Linked DNA regions of Homo sapiens: region 1 is linked to region 2. A link is a contact called in ENCODE Hi-C or POLR2A ChIA-PET data. All regions are on one chromosome and are shown on one strand. The core of a region is the stretch at or near the end of the contact, and the rest is flanking DNA. Distances in the headings are between cores, read along the strand shown.

Evidence for each region. A loop is a pair of places that touch in the nucleus more often than their neighbours do. ChIA-PET counts read pairs that join two places held with the same protein, here RNA polymerase II (POLR2A). Pooled maps may share reads with other maps.
Region 1: a map of sigmoid colon shows a loop between it and region 2 (12-fold over the local background). The contact joins two enhancer-like sites. A Hi-C loop is called at or near these places in 18 of 168 maps with a recorded cell type or tissue (Caco-2, Calu3, GM12878 and 15 more), 32 of 37 single-sample maps with no recorded cell type and 31 of 50 pooled maps. POLR2A ChIA-PET finds 5 or more read pairs at or near these places in 3 of 52 experiments (GM12878, Panc1 and activated T-cell).

Annotation. Positions count from the first base shown.
Region 1 is chr5:139,845,328-139,849,883 of GRCh38, reverse strand. NRG2 (neuregulin 2) reads left to right here. Exons shown (of 10, transcript NM_004883.3): 10 at 1,187-3,103. The coding sequence ends at 1,967. Among named protein-coding and RNA genes, the nearest start is that of PSD2, 52 kb to the right of the region's middle. RefSeq lists silencers at 1,106-1,165, 1,216-1,635, 1,766-1,955. Within about 2 kb of position 1,638, at least 20 of the 41 ENCODE cell types and tissues checked have a DNase peak (open chromatin) inside an H3K27ac peak, as active enhancers do.
Region 2 is chr5:139,966,738-139,971,135 of GRCh38, reverse strand. All of the region lies in intron 1 of NRG2 (neuregulin 2), which reads left to right. Among named protein-coding and RNA genes, the nearest start is that of NRG2, 74 kb to the left of the region's middle. RefSeq lists an enhancer at 2,020-2,069. Within about 2 kb of position 2,220, at least 3 of the 41 ENCODE cell types and tissues checked have a DNase peak (open chromatin) inside an H3K27ac peak, as active enhancers do.

The sequences.
Region 1 (4,556 bases), core at 389-2,888, 120 kb after region 2:
TGCTCTGGGAACTGCATAGAGTGAAGGAGGAGAGACCCTGGGGTGGACCCAGATGACCACATGTGAACAGTCGGGCCCAGGATGGGGTGGAGAGTGTGCTTCCGGAGAAGGGAATGGGTAGGACTTGGTGGTTAATCAGATGTGCCGGTGGGAAAGGGAAGAGGGAGGAGTCAGGCGATTCAGAAAAAATGATAATGGGGACTCCAGGCTGGTTCCAGAGAGCAGTGAGATGCCCAGCTGTGCAGTTTGGAAGGGAAGCGTGGAGGTGGGTGGCCCCTGTCCTGAGGTGACAACGGTGGGGCAGAAGACTGATGGGCTTACAAGGGGGATGTGGAGCACAAAAGGGGACAGGTACCCGGGATCCAGCCTGGGAGATATTAGCAAGGCCAGACTTCTGAAGGAGCTGGTGGTGTGGGGATGGGTCTGTAGCCACAAGCAGAGACACCTCATGGGATCTTGGTACTCCCCTGAAGCAGGTTTTGACTTCACTGTAAGGAGGAATATTTCCCTCACTGAAGCCATCAGGGCATGGGAGGAATTGTCCCTGTGGGGCAGTGAGGCCAGGTCACAGGGGTATCTGAATGGAGACTAATGGCTTCTGGAATTGGGCAGTATGAGTCCTGGTTCCTGACTAGCCTCAAGTCACATCCCAGCTCTGCCACTTCTTGGCTGTGTAAATCCTGAATAAGTCACTTAAACGTTCTGAGTGTTACTTTCCTGCGTGTAGAATTAAACGTTCTGAGTGTTACTTTCCTGCGTGTAGAATGGGACTGGCGGAAGGGTCTTACAGAGCTGCGGTATTAAACCAGATGGAACATGTACCCCAGCGTGAGCCTGACCCCCTGACGGTGAGCATTCCCACAGCAAGTGACCATTCATGAAAGCTTACCAGGGTCAGGCACAGGGCTAACACATCCCACTGATACAATCTGGAATCATCCCAACAGAGCTATGGAATCAACACCATGGTTATGCCCGCGTAACAGATAAGGAAACCGAGGCTCGGAGAGGTTTAGGAAATTGCATAAGGCCACTGAGGGTTGCTGCCGTCATTCTTGCAGGCGGGGTCTCGGGCAAGGTTAAGGCAAGTCTGGGTCCGCCCCTCCCACCCTACCCCACCCCCAACCCCCCCTCCCCCGCGCCGGCCCGGCCTGGCCCTGGCCCATGCCTCTGCCTCTCCCCGCAGGTACGTGTCGGCCCTGACCACGCCCGCGCGCCTCTCGCCCGTGGACTTCCACTACTCGCTGGCCACGCAGGTGCCAACTTTCGAGATCACGTCCCCCAACTCGGCGCACGCCGTGTCGCTGCCGCCGGCGGCGCCCATCAGTTACCGCCTGGCCGAGCAGCAGCCGTTACTGCGGCACCCGGCGCCCCCCGGCCCGGGACCCGGACCCGGGCCCGGGCCCGGGCCCGGCGCAGACATGCAGCGCAGCTATGACAGCTACTATTACCCCGCGGCGGGGCCCGGACCGCGGCGCGGGACCTGCGCGCTCGGCGGCAGCCTGGGCAGCCTGCCTGCCAGCCCCTTCCGCATCCCCGAGGACGACGAGTACGAGACCACGCAGGAGTGCGCGCCCCCGCCGCCGCCGCGGCCGCGCGCGCGCGGTGCGTCCCGCAGGACGTCGGCGGGGCCCCGGCGCTGGCGCCGCTCGCGCCTCAACGGGCTGGCGGCGCAGCGCGCACGGGCGGCGAGGGACTCGCTGTCGCTGAGCAGCGGCTCGGGCGGCGGCTCAGCCTCGGCGTCGGACGACGACGCGGACGACGCGGACGGGGCGCTGGCGGCCGAGAGCACACCTTTCCTGGGCCTGCGTGGGGCGCACGACGCGCTGCGCTCGGACTCGCCGCCACTGTGCCCGGCGGCCGACAGCAGGACTTACTACTCACTGGACAGCCACAGCACGCGGGCCAGCAGCAGACACAGCCGCGGGCCGCCCCCGCGGGCCAAGCAGGACTCGGCGCCACTCTAGGGCCCCGCCGCGCGCCCCTCCGCCCCGCCCGCCCCACTATCTTTAAGGAGACCAGAGACCGCCTACTGGAGAGAAAGGAGGAAAAAAGAAATAAAAATATTTTTATTTTCTATAAAAGGAAAAAAGTATAACAAAATGTTTTATTTTCATTTTAGCAAAAATTGTCTTATAATACTAGCTAACGGCAAAGGCGTTTTTATAGGGAAACTATTTATATGTAACATCCTGATTTACAGCTTCGGAAAAAAAAAAGAAACAACAAAAAAAAAAGAGAGATGGGCCAATTTTTTGACTCTTTAATAGAAACCTATTTTGTGGTGCCTTTTGCTGTATGCTCATCTGGGGCTCCGGGGGACAGGTCTGGGTTGTGGGGTGCTGAGAGTGACAGCTGGGAGAGAAGAGGTGCGGGTTCTGTTGGGGGCGAGGGTGGGGGGCGGTGGGGGGTTGGCCCTAAGGAAGAACTGAGGACGGAAGTAGCTTTGCTCCCAGGCAAGAGCTGAAGTTCCCGACCCCTGGGAGGAGAGGGCCAGGACCCTAGGCTTGGAGCTGGAGCTGGGGTAACTTCCAGGGGGAGATAAAGACACAGCTACCCGAATGGGGAAGCCCTGGCTACTCACAGCTGTTAAAGGAGGGGGGGCAGAGAAACGTTTCCCCAAGAGCCTGAGCCCAGGGAGGTGGCAGCTCTGCCAGGGGCCCAATGTTGGCGGCTCCTGTCCCCCACAGCCTCCAGGACGCCCCTCCGTCCTCTGCAGCACCTTCGTTTACAGGTCGTCTTTTCTATTTTACACCTGCATGTCCTTTGCATTTCAGATTCTTTAGATTGGATGCATGGTCACGCTGGGACCGAGAAGAGCCACTCGACAGTGTATTCCCCTTTTAGCAATAAAGTAACACCATTTCCTTCTCACAGGCTGCCTCCTAGCCCCCAACCCACCTATGACATCCACTCGTCTCCAGTCCTGCCCTCCCACCCCCAAAAACTGGGTCCACTGCTAATTTGTCAAAAAGGTAATTGTTTAAAAAAAAAAAAAATCCCAAACAGAAACAGATGGGAATCCTGTCCTGAAATGTCTGAACACCTGACTGTTGACACTTGAACATTTTTATATTATAAATAAAATCAGAAATAACTCCTGTTTGACTGTGTGTGCCTAGCCTCAGATGAGGAGGGAACTCAGAGCACGAAGTCCCATGGTGGATGTGGATGATGCTGGCCTGGAGGTTGGAGGGGGCCAGGGCAGTCCCTGGAAGGAAGTGACCCTGTCTCCGGTCTCTCCGGCCCCAGCTCACAGGACAGACTCCAGCCCTCCTCCCGCTTCCAAGAATATTTACAAGGTGTCCCCACTGGCTGCTGGGGAACCTGGCCAAGGGACTGACACAAATTGCTCTGCTTCAAACTCAGCGTTGGAACTCTGGCCCAGTTCCTGCCCTGGATCTATGGGCCGGACTGAGGCAACAGTTGCCGGCCTAGGTGGTTGAGGAGGGATGGGTTGTGGGGTTGGTAATAGCACAGCCAAGGCAGGATGACCCTTGGACCCTGAGGCACGTCACAGGCAAAGTCTGAACATGCAAAGTGGCATAACAGTGGTACCCTCAGCTGCCAGGACCACAGCTGCTGCAGTTCATAAGCCCACAGGGTGTTGCTCTTTCCCCAACTTTATACCCCCTCAGAGCCAGGACCTGTCTAAACCCGCAGACCTGAGAGAGAGTACATGATTTCAGTATGGAGAAGGCAGATGGAGGCCCAGGTTCAAAAGCCTTTCCCCTCATCAACTAATTTAGTAAACCAGTGCCCAGCACCCGGAACTATTCGGTTCCAGCCAGACACACGGACGTCTTCCACCCAAACAGCTGAGGTGGTTGGCATGCACACTCGGCTACACGTGTGTGTGTGTGTGTGTGTGTGTGTGTGAATCCCACTAGGATGTGTGTAGTCAGAGACCTATAGGTGGGAGGGACAGAGAGGCTGCGGGTTGAGAGGGCTTTGGCATCAACAGGGCGTAAGTTCAAATTCCAGCTCTGTGCCGCCTAGCTGTGTGACGTCTCTAGGCCACAGTTTCCTTGCTGGGAAATGGGTGATGTAAATACCTATTCCAAAAGGTTGCTGTGGAGATTATAAAGTACCCAGTGCTGATGCTGGCACGTGATAGATGCCTATTACATGGCTGATTTGATGGTGGTGATGACAATATCCTGTGCCTTGCATCCTTGTATCACACAGCCAGAGTGACAAAAACTAGATGAGAGGGAGTCGATGGAAAAAAATAAAGAACAAATTAAAGTTATTGTATTTATTGTGGGGGTGCTGGGAAAAAGTATCTGCTACAAAAAATTTTAAAAAGGAAAATAATGAACTCAATCCTGCATAAACCTGCAACTCACTGGCCCCTCCCGGCCCCCTTCTGTTGATCTCATCCAGGCCCCTCTGCTGTCTCTGGTTTCGTAGTTGACTTTAAAATTCTCTGAGAGCCAGTTATTCTTCTCTGTGACTTGTGGCTTCTGTAGGATCCCAAATTAACTCCATATGAACTCTTGGGGAACCCATTGACCTTTGTGTGGTCCAGCTTATTGTCCTCGTGTGACCTTTCT
Region 2 (4,398 bases), core at 971-3,470:
ACTGAGGTAGTCCTTTACTATGGCCCAGAGGCAGAGCTAGATCTGCTTCTTTTCTCCCCATGTTGGGGAAACTGAGGTTGAGCAAACAGGATAGTCTCCAGGATGGTGGTGTTGTCACTGTGTTCCCTTCTAAGAAGGATGGAGATTCATTAACTTTCAAAGCTCAAGGGGAAAAAATAAAAAAAAAAGAAAAACTGGTTATGGAGACTGGCCTCATTTTCAAGTCTGAAGCAAACGCATGTTTGGAAAGGTTTCATGGATAGTGCTAACTAAGGATTCCCAGCAGGTTTTACACATTCTACTTTGGTGGAATGTAAAGATTAGCACTGCCTTTTCTGTCTGATTTTTAGCACTTGGGGTTATATCCCAGTCATGAGCACTCTCTCAGCTTTCCTGCCTTCCCACTGCTTCCTACCACAGGCCACTTCTTCTCTTCTTTGCTCTCTGGTCTTTCATGCACAGGTTGCATGCTAGAGGAGAAGATGGTCCCAGAGGTACCCTGAAAAAGGAGATAAGCTCATCAGGGGATAGCAGGGCTGGAATAGTTAGAGAGAAACATGGAGGGATAAAGGATGTTGGTGGGAGTGGTGGACACAGAGGGTCAGAGTGCAGGGTAGAACTTAGAAGCCAAGTAGTCAGCCCAAATTAGCCTTGCCTGCATCTTCTAGTGGCTCACTCTTGAGGGCCCCTCCAGTGGAGGTGGGGATGTTGCTCTAGTCTTGGTGGTCCTATGAAGCCTACCTCCTTATCATGTGAGGTTTTATCAACCTGACTTGAAAGCTCTGATCCTGTACCCAGACCTTATCCATTGGCCAGACCAGTTCATTTTCTCTACTCCTTTCCTTTTATCCTTAGAACCAAATGAATATCCAGGTTGTTGTTCAAGTGCTCTAAAGAAGGAAACACCACCATCTTGGTTGATGTTTTACTCCAGTGTTTTGGACCATCTTGTTCCCAGAATGTTCTATTTTATAGCTATCTTAGGCCTTCTTGTAATACAAAACCATTATCCTGTGGCATGAATTGGAGAATGTGGAGAATAGTCAGACATCTTTTTTCTGTATAGCCCTTTAGGGACTTCTAAAGGTTATTCGGTTTGTCTTTGAACTTTTGCCAGCACAATGAAGTAAAAATAATACTTGTAAAGTGAGGGGCACAATGCCTGGCACATAGTAAAATGACATTCATTGTTTTTATTGCTTTATTTATATTATTCTTAGGCGATGATAGCACACTCCATTTGCAATATTATTTAAGTTCATATGTCAATGGGAGGCATGGAATTGTTCCAGTAAGGACGGGAAAGGCACATAGTGTTTCCCTTGCCCTTCCTGTTTGAGAGGTGAATGCAGTGTAAGCCAAAGGTCATCATCTATTATTTGGGGTGGAACTAGAAGCTAGAGGGCTCACTACTCCACTAAACTCTAAAATACTTGAGGGCAAGAGTTGTGTCTTATTTGTCTCTGAAATCTCTGGAGCTGAGCATAGAGTTGATTCAATAAACATTGGTAAAGGAAGGTAAGGAGACAGGGATAAGCTGGTGTGGCATCTCAGCATTGCAGGAGACACTAAGATCCCTGTACAAAAACTGTCCCTCTAACATGTCTGCCAAACTAGAGATCCTGCCTTGCTTGAACGCACCTGTTGCCTGATAACTCACTCCTTTTGAAGGCTGCCAGTGAGGTCAGCTCTAATTGGTAGAAACGCTCCTTTCATGGAGGCAGAATCTGCTTTGCCTTGACTTTTACCTGTTAGCCTTATGTCTGTCCCTCTGAGCTACACAAAATAAATTTAGTCTTTCTTCCAGATAACAGCCCTATAGATATTTCAAGATAGCTATTATTTCTTATTTCCTTTTGCCAAATCTAGAACTTGCTTCAGAAAAGCTTCAGGAAACTGTGTCAGAGTCATAACAAGTTATTAAAAGCCAGATATGTTGGCCTTAATCTTGGCGGGTTAAATTAGAATGGCCCTTTCCTAGCACTGGCTCAGGGCCAGAGTCTGCTTCTTGGGTCAGAAGAATATGGCAAGGCCTCTGAGCCCTAGAACACTATATCCTTCATGTTCTAGGCTAGGACTGTGGGCTGCCACGCGGCTGGGCTGATTGCAAGCGCCGGAACCCTCTGCCGGCAGCTTTCCACCAGGTGGCGGGGCATTACCTGCCTGAACGCGGACCCGCGCACCTTCCTCATCTCTCCACCAGGTGGCAGGGCAGGCTGCGTCTCAGCTCCTGCACCGGCCTCGGAGTGCCCTCTCCTCCTGGGCTGAGGCTGGGAGGAAAGCTGTAGGGGCTTTGGAAAGGTCTGCTGCCTTCCCCAGTGAGGACCAGCGGATGCCTCTGCTGCCCTGTGCGGGTGATGGAGCTGGGTTCTTGCTGGGCTTGCTGAGTCCTGGGCAGCCTGTCCAATAATATGCCGTTGCTTGTTGGAGTAGTGTCCAGAACACAGCCTGTTGGGAGCCAGCCCTCAGTGAAAGGCCGCCGAACGGAGAGCTCCCAGTGTGGACAGCTGGCGCTGCCGCTCAGGAGCTACCCCTCTGCCCTTCCCAGCCCTCCTTCCTCCTTCCAGTCCCCTGCAGGCGTGGAGGAAGGTGCTGCTGTCTCTCTGACCCATCCCCTTTGGCGAGGATCGACCAGGTTCCTCGCCTCACACAAACAAGATGAAGTCCAGGCTTGCAGAGTCAGAAAAAATTCTGGTCTACAGGCCTCTTCTCTATAGGGAGGATGTTCCAATCCTGCCCTGCTCCTAAACTAGGCCCCCTTGAGGCTCCGGGTTCTGGCCTTCTGCGCCCTACCCTCACGCAGGCCCTCTCAGCTCCGGGCCCACCACGGAGGCCCGTTCTTTCTGTGGTCGGCCTCATCAGCTGCCTCCGGCTTGTCACTTCCACATCTTCCCTTCTCACCCCTTCTCAGCCGGGCGGGCAGGCATGGTGATTCTGGGCCCAGCCTCGGTATTTCATTGGGACGGGACTATCGGAGAGTGGGAAGGCCTGACTTGAGCTGCCAGTGCCTGCTAGGAAAGCAGAAGCTGTTTCCCTCAGAGGCCTTGGGGGTCAGCATGGCCTCCTCCCCCTGGAATGAAACTCTGGAAGGGGCTTGAGTAAGCATGCAGTCCTGTTCTCCATTTATTTATTTATTTATTTATTTATTTATTTATTTATTTTTATGTTTTATTTTTTGGGACAGAGTCTAGCTCTGTTGCCCAGGCTGGAGTGCAGTGGTGCGATCTCAGCTCACTGCAACCTCTGCCTCCCAGATTCAAGGGATTCTCCTGCCTCAGCCTCCTGAGTAGCTGGGACTACAGGCGCCCGCCACCACGCCTGGCTAATTTTTGTATTTTCAATAGAGATGGGGTTTCACCATGTTGGCCAGAATGGTCTCGATCTCCCACCCGCCTCGGCCTCCCAGAGTGCTAGGATTACAGGCAAGAGCCATTGTGCCCGGCCCTGTTCTCCTTTCATAGGTAAGAAAATCAAGACCCAAGGTTAAAGGAGTCTTGAGGGCTCTGACTAGAGCCCAGGCATTCTACATCTCTGATGAGGCCTTGCATCTGAGGGATCTTCAGTTACCAGCCTCTCCTTAGAAGTGTCTCTGCTTTTCTTCCCACCTGGCCACCAACTGCCCTCTCGTGGGCCCACCTTGTGCACGGCAGCAGCGTCTTCATCAGCTTTTGTTGTCTGGTACATTTGGCCACCTGTGGCCTTTGTTGGGCTGCAGGATGAGGAAAGAGGAAAAGGACACTTGTCCTTCAGTACGGAGACTCTGTTGCGGAGGAGGTATGTGTGTCCTGAGAATGTCTGAGTGGGTTTTCTATTCCTCTGCCCAAGAGGAGTACTTGTTGGACATCTACCTTGTACCCAGGGCTGAGTGGGATACAAGGTAATAGTCCCTGGAGTGAAGGTCCTTATAATCTAGGCATGAGGTTGACTCTAAATAGCTTTCTTGAATCCCATGATCCCTGGCCCCAGCACCGGCCATTGCCTCCTCTTCCTTTCCAGCCACTCCCGTTGACCCTATCCCCGTGGGCTATGCAGTGTGGAGACTCCTCACATGTGATTCCCACATGACTGGCATCTCAGGTCTCCTGCAATCCCCTGGGTGTTATATCTCGGAGCAAGGGGCAAATAAGTTCTATTGATGTGGAGCCACTGGGGGAGGCTGGGGGCCTGCATGACCCCTGTTTCCTCCCAGGCCTTTTTTTGAGCAGTTCCTGTAAGCTCCTTCCCATCCATTAGAGATAGGAGAAGCCTCACTAGCCTTCTGCATGAGCAGGTATGCTCTGAGCTTGCTTTTCTGTGCACTTAGGGAAGCTTCTAAATCACAAGCTTAGATTCTTTTACCTTTCTGTTTGTAGCCCATCAGCAGCTCACCACACAGTTTCCCAGGCCCTCCAGGTCCTC